Regions from separate parts of the Homo sapiens genome. Here region 1 is linked to region 2. A link is an interaction called in ENCODE POLR2A ChIA-PET data of the cell type or tissue named here. Cell type or tissue: PC-9. All regions are shown on one strand.

Region 1 (8,000 bases), 330 kb before region 2:
GTGCAGTGGTGCGATCTTGGCTCACTGCAAGCTCCGCCTCCCAGGTTCACGCCATTCTTCTGCCTCAGCCTCTGGAGTAGCTGGGACTACAGTCGCCTGCCACCACGCCCGGCTAATTTTTTTTGTATTTTTAGTAGAGACGGGGTTTCATTGTGTTAGCCAGGATGGTCTCGATCTCCTGACCTCGTGATCCGCCCGCCTCGGCCTCCCAAAGTGCTGGGATTACAGGCGTGAGCCACTGCGCCTGGCCTCGCCTGGCTAATTTTTGTATTTTTAGTAGAGACGGGGTTTCACCATGTTGGCCAGGCTGGTCTTGAACTCCTGACCTCAGGTGAGCCATCCGCCTCGGCCTCCCAAAGTGCTGGGATTACAGGCGTGAGCTACCGTGCCCATCCAAGTTCCCACTTTTTTTTTGAGATGGAGTCTCGCTCTGTCGTCCAGGCTGGAGTGCAGTGGTGCGATCTCGGCTCACTGCAACCTCCACCTCCCAGATTCAAGCGATTCTCCTGCCTCAGCCTTCCCAGTAGCTGGGATTACAGGTGCCCACCACCACACCTGGCTAATTTTTGTGTTTTTAGTAGAGACGGGGTTTCAACATATGTGTAGGGTCCAGCCCTACGGGGCTTAGCATGTGTTCTCCCCCTGTGTGGAGACTAGAGATTGTAATAAATAAAGACACAAGACAAAGAGATAAAGAGAAAACAGCTGGGCCCCAGGGACCACTACCATCAAGACGCGGAGACCGGTAGTGGCCCCAAATGGCTGGGCTCGCTGATATTTATTGTATACAAGACAAGGGGGCAGGGTAAGGAGGGTGAATCTTCTAAGTGATTGACAAGGTGAAGCAGGTCAGGTGATTACAGGATAGGGGGCCCTTCCCTTTTAGGTAGCCGAAGCAGAGAGAGAAGGCAGCATACGTCAGCGTTTTCTTCTCTGCTCTTATAAGAAAGATCAAAGACTTTAAGACTTTCACTATTTCTTCTACCTCTATCTACTACGAATTTCAAAGACGAACCAGGAGTATGGGAGGAGCATGAAAGTGGACAAAGAGCGTGAGCATTGAAGCACAGCACCACAGGGAGGGGTTTAGGCTTCTGGATGACTGCGGGCAGGCCTGGATAATATCCAGCCTTCCACAAGAAGCTGGTGGAGCAGAGTGTCCCCTGACTCCTCCAAGGAAAGGAGACTCCCTTTCGCGGTCTGCTAAGTAACGGGTGCCTTCCCAGACACTGGCGTTACCGCTTGACCAAAGAGCCCTCAAGAGGCCCTTATGCGGGCGTGACAGAAGGCTCACCTCTTGCCTTCTAGGTCACTTCTCACAATGTCCCTTCAGCACCTGACCCTATACCCGCCGGTTATTCCTAGGTTATATTAGTAATGCAACAAAGAGTAATATTAAAAGCTAATGATTAATAATGCTTATAACAATGATTGATAATTGTTCATGACCATCTCTATATCTAATTTGTATTATGACTATTCTTATTCTAACTATTTTCTTTTTTATACTGAAACAGTTTGTGCCTTCAATCTCTTGCCTCCGCACCTAGGTATTCCTCCGCCCACACATATGTGGGGGAAAGGAAGCGAGATCAGACTGTTACTGTGTCTATGCAGAAAAAAAGAAGACATAAGAAACTCCGTTTTGATCTGTACTAAGAAAAATTCTTCTGCTTTGAGATGCTGTTAATCTGTAACTTTAGTTCCAACCCTGTGCTCACAGAAACATGCGCTGTATTGAATCAAGGTTTAAGGGATTTAGGGCTGTGCAGGATGTGCCTTGTTAACTATATGTTTGCAAGCAGTATGCTTGGTAAAAGTCATCGCCATTCTCCATTCTCTATTAACCAGGGACATGATGCACTGTGCAAAGCCACAGGGACCTCTGCCCGAGAAAGCCTGGGTATTGTCTCCCCGACTGAGACAGCCTGATATGGCCTTGTGGGAAGGGAAAGACCTTACCATCCCCCAGCCCGACACCCGTAAAGGGTCTGTGCTGAGAATTAGTAAAAGAGGAAGATCTCTTTGCGGTTGAGATAAGAGGAAGGCCTCTGTTTCCCGTATGTCCCTGGGAATGGAATGTCTTGGTGTAAAGCCCACCAGTCATTCTATTCTGAGATAGGAGAAAACTGCCCTATGGCTGGAGGTGAGATATGCTAGCGGTGATACTGCTCTGTTACTCTTTGCTACACTGAGATGTTTGGGTAAAGAGAAACATAAATCCAGCCTACGTGCACATCCGGGCACAGTACCTTCCCTTGAACTTATTTATGATGCAGATTCCTTTACTCACATGTTTTCCTGCTGACCTTCTTCCCACCATCACCCTGTTCTGCCGCAGTCCCCTTGCAGAGATAGTGAAAATAGTAATCAGTAAATACTGAGGGAACTGAGAGACCAGCGCCGGTGCAGGTCCTCGTATACTGAGTGTGCCGGTCCCCTGGGCCCACTGTTCTTTCTCTATACTTTGTGTCTTATTTCTTTTCTCAGTCTCTTGTCTCCACCTGACGAGAAATACCCACAGGTGTGGAGGGGCAGGCCCCCTTCAAACATGTTGGTCAGGCTGACCTGGAACTCCTGACCTCAGGTGATCCTCCAGCCTCGGCCTCCCAAAGTGCTGAGATTACAAGCGTGAACCACTGTGCCTGGCCCTCACCCCAGTTTATAGATGGGGGACCTAACGCACCCAAAGGGAACTGTGTGAGTTCTCACATCCAATGAGGGGCTGAACCGTGATTGAAACCCAGCACCGTCTCACTGTGGCATCTCTGCCCTTGAGTTATCTCCCAAAGGCATCCCAACCAGACTTTTCATAACCAGTCCCAGAATCTCACCAGTGCTCCATAGCTGTGGTTGAGGCACTGTCCCCAAGCCTGGGTCCTGAGACCCTACCAGCAGAAGAACCACTGCCTGTCCAGCCCCTCCTACACAGCTCAGGGGCTGGATCCCCACCAGTGTGATGTGCTGATTGAGCTAACACCACTCCATGGCTGTCTACACAGGCACTGAGAGATGCAATCCGTTGGCTTGAGAGCCGGGCAGCTGAGCCCAGGAGAGCAGGGTCCCCTCCCAGCCCTTTGGCCTCTTCCAGACCTGCCCAGTTGCTCCTTCTCCCTCCCTCCTTTCCTGGGGTCACTTCTTCTTCCCTCCTCAGTCTCTCCTTCCTCCATTCCCTGGGTGCCCGCCCCTGCCCCGGGGTTCTGGACCTCCTTGGAACCTTGGATTCACTCTCTGCCTCTCACCCACGCTCTTTCTCTGGGGCGTCTCCTCGTGCTTCTCTCATGGTCACTTCACCAGGACCGACTCCTCCCCGGAGCCTGGAGGCACCCACTTGCTGGTGGGAGAGAGTGTCTGGCGTGGGGCCAGTCTCCCTCTCTGGGTCTCTGCCTCACTCCTCACTGCACCCTCTCATGCCTGTCAGTCTTTCTACCTCTCCCCCTTTTTGCCTCGGTTTCCCCATCCCTCTGTCCCTTCTTAAGCTCTCATCCTTACAGTACGCTAGAAGGCAGGCTCTATTATCCTTTAGGATTTAGGCCTCTTTAGATAAAAGGGCTCACAGGCTTGGAGGGTTTTAAGTGACTTACCCGGCGGCGGAGTACTGATCTTAGTACCGCCCGCCGCCCCGGACTGCCCCGCCCCTCCCTAGCCCCCCCATCCCCGCCCCTCCCTAGCCCCCCCATCCCCGCCCCTCCCTAGCCCCCCCATCCCCGCCCCTCTCCCGCCCCTCCCTTGTCCCCGCCCCTTCCCGCCCCAACTCAGGTTCTGCCCCACCCCGCCCCAATTCACGTCCTGCTCCGCCCCGACGTAGGCCCCGCCCTGGCCCCCGGGCCCCGCCCCCGTCTGACGCAGGCCCCGCCCCCTCTCCGCCCCGCCCCGGCTCGGGCGGCCGGAGGACCCGGAGCTAAGGCGCCCGAACCCGCGGCGGCGGTGGGGACGATGTGGTTCTTTGCCCGGGACCCGGTCCGGGACTTTCCGTTCGAGCTCATCCCGGAGCCCCCAGAGGGCGGCCTGCCCGGGCCCTGGGCCCTGCACCGCGGCCGCAAGAAGGTGAGTGCGGCCGAGCTCCGTAGGCCGCGGTCGACCTGGGCCTTGCCTATTCCGCGCCGCCGACCCCGTCGCGTTGCGCCCGGCCTGACGTGGCGGCGGAACCAAGGGGTAGCAGGCCGGGGAGGGGGCGGGCAGTGCCTACGTGGCGGGCGGAGGGACCGAGGGACCGACAGGCGGACAGGGCCGGGGTCACGTGGGCCCGGCGAAGTGTCCCTAAGGCTGACCTGGGGAGAGACCTGGCTGCGGGCCCTTGTCTTCCGGCCACACAACAGCTCTGGGACCATCTCAGGCCCCGCTGCCCTCCCCTAGGCCACAGGCAGCCCCGTGTCCATCTTCGTCTATGATGTGAAGCCTGGCGCGGAAGAGCAGACCCAGGTGGCCAAAGCTGCCTTCAAGCGCTTCAAAACTCTACGGCACCCCAACATCCTGGCTTACATCGATGGACTGGAGGTACCTGCTGCCTTGCCTGCCCGTCTCTGCCCCTCACGATGTCCTGGTTACCCACTCCTGTCTCCCCTCCTGCCCTGTTTCCACCCTATGTGCCCCAGCACCCCCAGATTTGGTTTCCTCTTCCCCATCTCTCCCAACTTCAAGTCGCTTATCTCTCCTTCCTCTCTGCCCCTCCGCCCTTGATAACCCTGTGTCCCCTTCCCCAGACAGAAAAATGCCTCCACGTCGTGACAGAGGCTGTGACCCCGTTGGGAATATACCTCAAGGCGAGAGTGGAGGCTGGTGGCCTGAAGGAGCTGGAGATCTCCTGGGGGCTACACCAGATCGTGGTGAGGTGGGGGGCAGTGGTGATGAGAGCAGGGATGGGGGGTTGCAGGTGCTGGGGCGTGATGGCTCCTTTTGCCCCCAGAAAGCCCTCAGCTTCCTGGTCAACGACTGCAGCCTCATCCACAACAATGTCTGCATGGCCGCCGTGTTCGTGGACCGAGCTGGCGAGTGGAAGCTTGGGGGCCTGGACTACATGTATTCGGCCCAGGGCAACGGTGGGGGACCTCCCCGCAAGGGGATCCCCGAGCTTGAGCAGTATGACCCCCCGGAGTTGGCTGACAGCAGTGGCAGAGTGGTCAGAGAGAAGTGGTGGGTGACTGGGGGCAGCGCGCCCCAACCTGCCCTGTCCTGGAGGCCCCTGCAGCCTCAGGACTCCTAGACTAGTTGGCACTCCCCTGTTCCCTGCTGCCTGGCTGGGGAGGGAATCAGTGTCCCAGGAGTGAGGGACACTCCTCTGCCCCCAGGGTCCTCAGGGCGGTAGGGCGGGATGGACACAGCATTCGGGGTTGGGTGATTCTGAACTTGAAAGCTCTGTGACCTGGACAGATGTGCCTAGTTCTCTGAGGCTTGGTTTTTTTAATCTGTTAAGTGAGGCTAATGAAACCTGCCTCTTGGGACTGATGGCTCAGCTGAGGGACATAGCCAGGCCCTGGCATGCAGTGGGTGCCTGGTGCCCAAGGCAGGCTGGAGGCCTGTGCAGGTGGTTGGTGGGGCCCTAAGAGCTCTGGGTCACTGCCACAGGTCAGCAGACATGTGGCGCTTGGGCTGCCTCATTTGGGAAGTCTTCAATGGGCCCCTACCTCGGGCAGCAGCCCTACGCAACCCTGGGAAGGTAAGTTTCTTGCCCCTGGCTCTTTGCCCTGCCTCAGCCCCTCTGCCAGCTGGCTACCCCTGCCCTGACACTGACCCCTCCCCTACAGATCCCCAAAACGCTGGTGCCCCATTACTGTGAGCTGGTGGGAGCAAACCCCAAGGTGCGTCCCAACCCAGCCCGCTTCCTGCAGAACTGCCGGGCACCTGGTGGCTTCATGAGCAACCGCTTTGTAGAAACCAACCTCTTCCTGGAGGAGATTCAGGTGAGCCCCCAACCCACCCTGGGCTTCGACCCTATCTTTTTCATTCTGCCCCTACCCTGCTTTTCAGGGTACCTCACAATTGACCCTCAGGAGACAAGCATGGACTGTGGAGTTAGGCCAATCCGGGTTCAAACCCAGGCTCCAGCTCATACTTACTCTGTGACTTCCCTTGGCTGAAGTTCAGTCCCAATAATAGTACAGGTTGAGCATCCCTAATCCGAAAATGCATGATCTACTCCAACACTGGAAACTTTTTGACCACCAACATTACAATCCAAGGAAATGCCCATTAGAGCATTTTGCATTTCAGATTTTTTTGGATTACAGATGTTAAATTGGAGCCAGGCGCGGTGGCTCATGCCTGTAATCCCAGCACTTTGGGAGGCTGAGGTGGGTGGATCACCTGAGGTCAGGAATTCGACACCAGCCTGACCAACATGGAGAAACCCCATCTCTACTAAAAATACAAAAAATCAGCTGGGCGGGCATCTGTAATCCCAGCTACTCCAGAGGCTGAGGTAGGAGAATCACTTGAACCCAGGAGACGGAGGTTGCAGTGAGCCGAGATCGTGCCACTGCACTCTAGCCCGGGCGACAGTGTGAGACTTCGTCTCAAAAAAAAAAAAAAAAAAAAGATGTTGAATTGGTATAATGCACATATTCCAAAATCCAAAAAACATCTGAAATCTGAAACACTTCTGGTCCCAAACATTTTGGACAAGGGAGACTCAACCTGTACCTACTTCAAAGGGACCCAGTGAGGAGTCAGAATTGAAAATGTGTGGTATAGTGTTCTGTGCCCAGCAGGCATTTAGGGCCAGCTCTGGTTACTCCAGTCACTCCACGTGTACATTCTGGCTCTGGTCCCCAGGGGTGTAACACCCTGTACTGGCTGCAGGGGGGTGGGCAGCACGGTGTGGAGGAAGGTGAGGCGGACCTAGATCACTGTCCTCAAGAATCTAGCAAAAAGTAAACAGACCAGATCCCCAACCTTGGGAACTCTTGCTGGGGAAGAGACAGAAAACATAAAAACCATAAATAAGAGCCAGGTGCAGTGGCTCACGCCTGTAATCCCAGCACTTTGGGAGGCTGAGGCGGGTGGATCACCTGAGGTCGGGAGTTCGATACCAGCTGACGACATGGAGAAACCCCATCTCTACTAAAAGTACAAAAATTAGCCGGGAGTGGTGGCACATGCCTGTAATCCCGGCTACTCAGGAAGGCTGGGGCAGGAAAATCGCTTGAACCTGGGAGGTGGAGGTTGCAGTGAGCCAAGATTGTGCCATTGCATTCTAGCCTGGGCAACAAGAGCAAATCTCCGTCTCAAAACAAACAAAAGAACACCATAAATAAGAAAACCAGCCAGTGCGGTGGCTCCCGCCTGTAAACCCAGCACTTTGGGAGGCCGGGGCTGGCGGATTATTTGAGGTCAGGAGTTTGAGACCAGCCTGACCAACATGGAGAAACCCCGTCTCTACTAAAAATACAAAAAACTAGCCAGGCATGGTGGCGCATACCTGTAATCCCAGCTACTCCAGAGGCTGAGGCGGGAGAATAGCTTGAACCTGGGAGGCAGGAGGTTGCAGTGAGCCGAGATCGCACCATTGCACTCCAGCCTGGGCAACAAGAGCAAAACTCAGTCTTAAAAAAAAAGAAAAGAAAAATCCAGTGCAGGAAGGAAAGTACTGGAGTGGGTATTCAGGGATGGGCTCTCTGAAGTGTGACATTGGAGCTGGGGCCTGAAGGACATGACTGTGGGAGCCAGAGGGATGGTACCTGGAGTAAGAGTTCCAGGCAGAGGCGACAGCACGTGGAGAGATACTGAGGAGGGAGCCCTCTGCTTTGCCTCTGAACCTTGGTTTCCACATGTGTATAGTGAGGAGCATCTGGGTGCACTGGCCTGCAGGGTTGCTGTAGGGAGGAGGGAGGAAGGCTCTGCTCTATGCAATGCCCGGCCCCAGCCGTGTGTGGGGAAGACAGCGGGGGCTGAGAATCAGAATCAGGAGCAGGGGAGGAGAGTGGCAGACACTCCACAGACCCTGACCCAGCAGAGGTCATGGAATCTTGACTCAGATGCTGTGGGGCGGGGAGGGCCTTTGG
Region 2 (8,000 bases):
CCGTGGTCCTTGCTACTTGGAAGGCTGAGTCAGGAGGATTGTCTGAGCCCAGCTCATCACGGAGGCTGCGGTGAGCTGTGATGGCGCCACCAAACTCCAGCCTGAGTGACAGAGCAAGACCCTGTCTCCAAATAAATAAATAAAATATATATCTATCATGATCTGAGTTGGGTGATGGTTACCCAGCTGTATACACATATACAAATAATTGGTGCTTTACACTTAAAATTTGTGCACTTTCCTGTATATAACTTATACCTTAATTAAAAAAACAAAAGGGGGCTGGGTGCAGTGGCTCACACCTGTAATCCCAGCACCTTGGGAGGCCGAGGCAGGCAGATCACTTGAGCTCACAAGTTCAAGACCAGTCTGGCCAACATGGCAAAACCCCGTGTCTACTAAAAATACAAAAATTAGCTGGGAGTGGTGGCGTGTGCCTGTAATCCCAGCTACTCAGGAGGCTGAGGCAAGAGAATTGCTTGAACTTGGGAGGCAGAGTTTGCAGTTAGCCGAGATCACTTCACTGCACTCCAACCTGGGTGACAGAGCAAGATGCTATCAAAAAAAAAAAAAAAGTGAGAAACAATGTAGAGATAACCCTGTAAACAGTGGCCAGTGACCTCAGGGTCAATTCCTTCATGCCGGACAGCCAGGAGGAGGGGACAGATGCAGGGATCTCCATCCAGGGAGGAGACATCACTACTGCAGATGGGCCACCATCAAGCAAGGTCTTGCCTGTTTCTGGACCCACATATCACCAAGCCCCATCTCAGGGACCATCTCCAAAGTGTGCCAAAAGCAGAGAGAGGAGAGAGTGAGGAGGCCTCCAGATTGAGAGGTGGGACAGGTGCCTGTTGTATACTGGTGAGCAATGCTGAAGGGTAGAGTGATTCCTAAGCCTCTTCCCTTCCCCCTAATATCACTTGGCACTATGGTGTGGACACAGTAGGTATTCAATAAATGCATGTTGCTTCCGGCCCTTTGGGAGGCTGAGGTGGGAGGATTGCTTGAGCCCAGGAGTTTGAGACCAGCCTGGGCAACATAGCAAGACTCTGTCTCTAAAAAAAAAAAAAAAAGCTTGGCATGGTGGTACATGCCTGTAGTCCCAGCTACCCGGGAGGCTAAGGCAGGAGGATCACTTGAGCCCAGGAGTTGGAGGCTGCAGTGAGCTATGATGGCACCACTGCATTACAGCCTGAGTGACAGAGCGAGACCCTGTCTCAAAAATAAATAAATACATGTTGAATAGCTCAATGCAAGAATGAGCTAGTAGCTTGGTGTCTTGTGGATCTTTTCACTTGAAGAAATACACATGCTTTGCATGTAAGCTTTTGCCTCTTGGCACCAAAAGTAGTAAATGGAATGGTTTTGGCAACCCCCGCAAAAGAGGTGGGAATGTCTCATCCAACTCACTTGAAGCCCTGGTTAAGGGATGCCTGAGGTAGCCAGCTGGGGAAGGGGTGGGCAAGTAACTGAGAAAGTGCATGGGGTTGGGAATTAAGAAACTGGGTTTTGCTGGGCACGGTGGCTCATGCCTGTAATCTCAGCACTTTGGGACGCCAAGGCAGGTGGATCACTTGAGGTCAGGAGTTTGAGACCAGCCTGACCAAACATAGTGAAACCCCGTCTCTACTAAAAATACAAAAGTTAGCCAGGCATGGTGGCTCATGCCTGTGGTCCCAGCTACTCGGGAGGCTGAGGCAGCAGAATCGCTTGAACCCGGGAGGTGGAGGTTGCAGTGAGCTGAGATCGCGCCACTGCACTCCAGCCTGGGCAGTGCAAGACTCCGTCTAAAAAAACAAACAAAGAAACAACAACTGGGTTTCAATCTGGCACTGTCGCTTTGCAGCTGCATAACCTTGGACAAGTTACTTCTCCTCTGGTTGTCTCAGCTTCAACAGCTGTAAAATGGGAAGTTTTCTGCCTGCCTCCAAGGATGGGAGGGTTAAAATGTTTTGGCAGTTGCAAAACTCAGGTCAGTGCCTTATCAGGACCCCTCTCTGGTGACCTGGGGCATTGCTGAAGCAGTGCTGCTGAAGAGGGTTCTGCAGGTGGATCAGAAAGCCTGCAGGGCAAGGAAGGGCAAAGGGGCCATGCTCAGCCAGGCCAGAGACCTCCCCTCCTCCGCAGCCTTCCTGTGCATCGGTGGATCTGCAGGGAGACAGCTCCTTACAGGTGGAGATTTCTGACGCAGTGAGTGAGCGGGACAAGGTGAAATTCACTGTTCAAACAAAGGTGAGGCAGTGCGGGGCACGAGGAAAGGTCCTGGTGGCTGCCCGCAGGAGGCCTCCCCCAGGGGGTGGTAGGCATGTGCCAACACAGCCTGTGGGCACTCTTCCTCCACCTGGCACTTGCCCTCAGCCCCTCCTGGAAAGTGAGCCTCTTAGCTCTGCCTAAGGCCCCGAGTCCTAATCATTCCTGTCCACCATTCTAAATGAAATCATGCACACCTGAGCTCTAACTTTGTCCTCCCTGGGATGTGGGATGAGGGGGGCCCAAAAGTGCATGCCCAGACTTGCTGAGGCAGGGCTTGGGGCAGAGAGAGGACCTCAGTTGGCCTTCCCGCTTCCAGAGCTGCCTCCCTCACTTCGCCCAGACCGAGTTCTCAGTCGTGCGGCAGCACGAGGAGTTCATCTGGCTGCATGATGCCTACGTGGAGAATGAGGAGTACGCCGGCCTCATCGTGAGGAGGGGCTGGGCAGGGGCTGGGAGGGACAGGCAGAGCACTTGGGTGAGGACCAAAGGCTGTGATGGCCGTCTCGGCAGTGAGAGGCCTCCCAGCTCCGTCCCTCCTTTGAGCAGATCCCCCCAGCCCCTCCGAGGCCAGACTTTGAGGCTTCGAGGGAAAAGCTACAGAAATTGGGCGAGGGGGACAGCTCTGTCACTCGGGAAGAGTTTGCCAAGATGAAGCAGGAGCTGGAAGCGTGAGTGCCCCCTCCTTTCCCTGCCATCCCCAGAGTCCAGATGTCTTCCCCAGCTATCTCCCCATGAATGTTTAGCAACCCTGACCTCTGACCCCAGAAAGGGGGCAGGCAGGATGATGGGGGCTGAGGAGGGCCGGTGAGCTGCTGCCACTCTCGCAGGGAGTACCTGGCCATCTTTAAGAAGACAGTTGCGATGCACGAAGTCTTTCTGCAGCGCCTGGCGGCCCACCCCACCCTGCGTCGAGACCACAACTTCTTTGTGTTTTTGGAATATGGACAGGATGTGAGCTGGGCCGAATCCCTGGGGTCACCCTTGGGCCAGGAGTCTACCTTGGGTGGGGAGGCACCCAGGGGTGGCAGGGCTGGAGAAGGGGCCCAAGTGGGCCCAATCCTGTGTCACAGCTCCGTGAGTGGCTTGCAACTTGGGGTGGGAGGTGAGAACGCCCACCCCAGCATCATACCCTCCCTGTGTGCCTCAGCTGAGTGTCCGGGGGAAGAACAGGAAGGAGCTCCTCGGAGGGTTTCTGAGGAATATTGTGAAGTCCGCGGATGAAGCCCTCATCACGGGCATGTCAGGGCTCAAGGTAACCCCTGGTGCTCCTCTCCGGATTCAACCCAGCACCTCAAGTCCACAGCACAGATTGAGGCCCAGGCTGGGTGTGGGAAGGAAGCCACTGGTGGGGCCTGGCCTGGTTTGGAAGGAGATTTTGCCAACCCTGGGTGCCTGTGTTGTCAAGCCCCGTGGTGACCCAGTGTAAATGGGGTCCTGCCTGGCTCCCTTAGGAGGTGGATGACTTCTTTGAGCATGAGAGGACCTTCCTGTTGGAGTATCACACCCGTATCCGAGATGCCTGCCTGCGGGCCGACCGCGTCATGCGCGCCCACAAGTGTACGCAGGGCCCAAGGGGTCCTGGATCCCCCTGCCCCTCTCCCCAGCGGTTCAACTCCTTGGGGGAGAGAAGAGAGCAGGGCGTGCCTTGTTGTTTGTCTGTGGCCACAAGCACCAAGGCTTGACATGCAGATGTAGGGGCTCTGATGGGGGCTGTTCCCCAACAGGCCTGGCAGACGATTATATCCCTATCTCAGCTGCGCTGAGCAGTCTGGGAACACAGGAAGTCAACCAGCTAAGGACGTGAGGACTCCCCCCACCCCTACCCTCTCCCTGTGCCTGTAATACCATGTCTTCCCATGAGGGGTCACTCTGTAGATGTCTACTGTCAGCTCTAGGTGGGAGGTGTAGGCTCTCCTGTTGGGGGATGGTGTTGGGAAGGAAAGGGGAGAGGGAGATTCCCAAGGAGAGGCTGAGACAGAGAGGCTTTGAGCTGTTCCTCAGCCCCCTACCCTAACTCCCTCCCTACTGCTTCCTAGGAGCTTCCTCAAATTGGCAGAGCTCTTTGAACGGCTGAGGGTGAGTACTGCCTTCTGTGCTCAAAGGCTTTCCTGGTGAGCTTTGCAGGGAAGATGAGTCCTGGCAGAGGGAAGAGCTCCAGGATCATCTTGGGTTCAGTGATAACTTGGGCCCAGTGGCAAGTTGGGCTTACACTCCAGACTAGTTTAACAAAAGGTGGGGTGAAGACAAGGATCCAGCTTCGTGTGTGTGTTGGGGGGTGCAGGGGCATGCACATGTATGCACGTGTGCAGCAGCGGAGGGTTGGGAGGCACAAGGGTGTGCCCAAACCTCTGGCAGGCTGCACCCAGCTGCCAGCACACTGCCCGGGCACACATGTTCCCCACTCTTCCCTAAGAAAGTCACTGGAGTGTTGCCATCTTCCTAAAATGTCTATTGGACCGCATCTCTTCCCTGCTCAAGGCCCTTCAGAGACCCTGCCCCTTCTGGAAGCTCCTAAAGTCCTGAGCTTCCACTTTCAGCCTCTTGTGCTCCAGCCACTGCCTCCCTCCCCTGCTTTGCCCAAGTGCCCTCCCTGAACTAAAGTTTCCCTGAACACATAGCCGGGCTTGCACAGCTGCCAAGCCCTCAGCGCCCTCTGTCCAGCTCTTACTCAGTCCCCGAGATCCAGACTAGATCCCACTTCCTCTGTGAAGCCTTCCCTGGCCTGCACCCCTCAACACCAGACCTGACCTGGAACAGTTACCTAAGGCTTCTTTGCTGGATATTTAGATGAAGAGGTGCCTCCCACCCCTTAGCTGCCCCTCTGACAAGCTCCCTTCCCAGTGCCCACCTTTCTGATGCAGAAGCTGGAGGGCCGGGTGGCTTCCGATGAGGACCTGAAGCTGTCAGACATGCTGAGGTACTACATGCGTGACTCACAGGCAGCCAAGGTGAGAGGCAGCCCCAGCGCAGCGCTCAGGCCCGGATGCCAGGACAGGGCAGCAGTGACCCTGTGCCCATGGTCCTAGGACCTGCTGTACCGGCGGCTGCGGGCACTGGCCGACTACGAGAATGCCAACAAGGCGCTGGACAAGGCGCGCACCAGGAACCGGGAGGTGCGGCCCGCCGAGAGCCACCAGCAGCTGTGCTGCCAACGCTTCGAGCGCCTCTCCGACTCCGCCAAGCAAGGTGAGCCCGCAGCCCCCAGCCCCAGCCTGGGGCCACATGCCCTGCCCTGCCCGGATCCCCATGCCTCTTCCCCTCCTCTCCAGAGCTCATGGACTTCAAGTCCCGCCGGGTCTCCTCTTTTCGAAAGAATCTCATTGAGCTGGCAGAGCTGGAGCTCAAACACGCCAAGGTGAGCCCTCCCACCTCACTGGGCCCTTGTGAAGCCTCCCACCTCCCACCTCCCTCCCTCCCCCAGGCACCAGGGTGTGCGTGCATGTGAGGGTGTGCACGCATGTATGCGCGTGTGTGTGCATGAGAGGAGCCCCAGCTAAGGCTTGGGGCCATGCTTCCCTGGCTCAGGACCCGTGCCTTCTGGGTAGGAAGGCCCAATTAACAGCAGCTGTTATTGCAGAGAGCAGGGGTGTGGGGAGCGAGGGAGCATCTAAGGTGCAGAAAGAATGGCAGCCTGACTCAGGGAGCAGGGGACTTCAAGGACCTGTTTCTCCTCTGCAGGCCAGCACCCTGATTCTCCGGAACACCCTTGTTGCCCTAAAGGGGGAGCCTTAGAGTAGCCAGAGCTCAGCCAGACCCTAATCTGGGATCTCCAGTGACCAGGGTATCCCAGACCCCTCTCTCCGGCAAGATGTCTCCTTCCCTAGCAGTGCCACTAGCCACACCCTCACTCTGCCCCACATCCTCTCAGGGAAAGCCCAAACCCCCTATCACCACCACCACAGGTGCCAGGCCCTGCAAGACACAGGGCAGCATGGGCATCATAACTGGCCACAGTCAGCAGAGCCCCAGGGACCCTGACACCTCTCCCCAGGAAGCTGAGGAACAGCCTCTACCCTCACCCATAGCCCTGAAGGAATCATAGCTCACTTGATCCCGGCCTGTTCTCCTTCGCAAATAAAAACCCTGGTTTTGTAGCAAGGAGGCCTGTTGTCCTTACTTCCCTTCCCACAGCTCAAAGGTCCACCAGGCACACTTTCTGCCAAGGCAGTATGATCAGATCCTGGAGACACCAAGGAGGGCACCCCTGCAGCATCCTCAGCCCTCTCTCCAGTGACAGCAGGCTCCCTGTGGGAAGGCGCGACACCCAGAAGCTGGGACCTAGGAACCCCAGAAGTCTTCCAGGTTTGCCCCTACCCCCATAAACCCTAGCACAAAAATGAATCCCAAGTTCTCCACACCTATTTCCTAACCAGAAAAGGGATCTAGCCCTTCCTCCCAGAACCGCTCACAAGTTCCCAGGAGTTATGGAGCCAACTGTAACACCAGGAGGACTCTTCCTCAGTTCAGTTGATAAGGGAAATATAGATGCCACATTACCACTCCCAGTTCACCTCACCCTAGGGCCAGATTTCTTGTATGTCTTTGCCTGCTGGGCAGGAAAAAGCCCAAAGTACAGGCTGGAAACAGCCCTTGACAATGCTGGCAAAAGGCTCAGGGTACCGGCAACACCCTTTTGGTTAAACACAGGGAGGCAGTGCTCAAGACACCGGGGTCTGAAGTCCCGGGCTCCACCTGGCTGGCCCCACCCTGAATGCACTCCAGCCACATCTAGAGGAGGTCAAAGGCTCAACTTGGCCTGACTCACAGCAGCCACTGAACCTGACCCTCATAAACTTGAGTCAGCCATCCAGGGAAGACAGCAGACCAAACAGAACCTTTGAGCTACCTCTGACTTGCCTATCAGCCCACACCTAGAAAGGGACAGAACAGAATATCAGATGGACCTCACTGTCCATCCAGGCAAGGCTACAGAGCACCCAGTTCAGGCATAAATCACTTCCGCTGGAAGACCCCTGTAGCCAGCACCCACTCCTTAAACAGCCAGTCCAGTGTCAATCACAGCACCAACAGAATAATGGTGACCATCAGAAAGGCGTCTCAGCCAGTCATTGGAGCCAGATAAGGGTGTGCAGGGGCTGGTTGGGTGTGGAGTACAGAGGAGAGAGATAGCACCATTATCCCAGTGCACCCCCAATCCTGAAGTCTCCTGTGTCCCAACCTTGAAAAACACATCCCATTAATGAGCCTTTTTATTATTGTCTTTTTTTTTTTTAATCGAAGGTCCCTTACTGGTCCTGCTTCCATGAGTAGCCGTGACCAGGGGAAAAGGGAGAGGAACCAGCCGGCACAGGGAGGGGTCATCTCCACAACATTCCATTTATACACAGAACTAAACAGACAAGCACAGAGTCACTATTGCGGTTAGAAGTTGGCAGCATGGGAAGGGGGAGGACCAGGTGGGGAATGGGGATGTTGTTAAAAAAAATACAGGCTCCCCCACAACTGGGGTGCCTGGGGGGAACTTGGTCTGCTTCAGCCCAAGAGGAATCAAAAGATCAAAAGCAGTTTGGGAAGGCCAGAACCGTCAAGGGATGGAGGGAGAAGGAAAATCCAGGGGGTGGGGGGTCTGTTTGGCAACTGGGGTGAAGGGATTGCCCTCCCCCTGCTGGGATCCCCCCAGCCCCTCCGGTCTGGCAGGAAGGGGGCAGCCTGCAACCCCCAAGGGCAGGTGTGGGGCTGCCAGATGCTCCAGGCAGGGGGCCAGAAGGGGCTCACAAAGGCTT

The links. Peaks named below come from ENCODE experiments on the same cell type or tissue, not always from the same donor. Only the 100,000 strongest peaks of a DNase experiment are listed, where the experiment ranks them.
Region 1: POLR2A ChIA-PET joins it to region 2 with 14 read pairs; 5 of 35 experiments call an interaction of 5 or more read pairs at or near these places.

The regions. Positions count from the first base shown.
Region 1 is chr11:65,521,218-65,529,217 of GRCh38, forward strand. SCYL1 (SCY1 like pseudokinase 1) reads left to right here and starts at 3,866. Exons shown (of 18, transcript NM_020680.4): 1 at 3,866-4,047; 2 at 4,357-4,497; 3 at 4,704-4,826; 4 at 4,907-5,133; 5 at 5,566-5,656; 6 at 5,745-5,900. The coding sequence starts at 3,937. RefSeq lists a silencer at 3,714-4,213. In PC-9, no CTCF peak of the experiment used is centred here; no DNase peak of the experiment used is centred here; H3K4me3 peaks cover 1,605 bases; H3K27ac peaks cover 544 bases.
Region 2 is chr11:65,847,348-65,855,347 of GRCh38, forward strand. SNX32 (sorting nexin 32) reads left to right here. Exons shown (of 13, transcript NM_152760.3): 2 at 2,131-2,235; 3 at 2,573-2,683; 4 at 2,803-2,924; 5 at 3,084-3,207; 6 at 3,404-3,508; 7 at 3,708-3,813; 8 at 3,981-4,056; 9 at 4,293-4,332; 10 at 5,118-5,204; 11 at 5,283-5,442; 12 at 5,526-5,611; 13 at 5,935-6,354. The coding sequence ends at 5,988. CFL1 (cofilin 1) reads right to left here. Exons shown (of 4, transcript NM_005507.3): 4 at 7,326-8,000. The coding sequence ends at 7,989. Among named protein-coding and RNA genes, the nearest start is that of CFL1, 6.8 kb to the right of the region's middle. RefSeq lists enhancers at 3,426-3,585, 4,107-4,968, 5,216-5,435, 5,486-5,535 and a silencer at 3,691-3,985. In PC-9, CTCF peaks have their summits at 4,095 and 4,304; no DNase peak of the experiment used is centred here.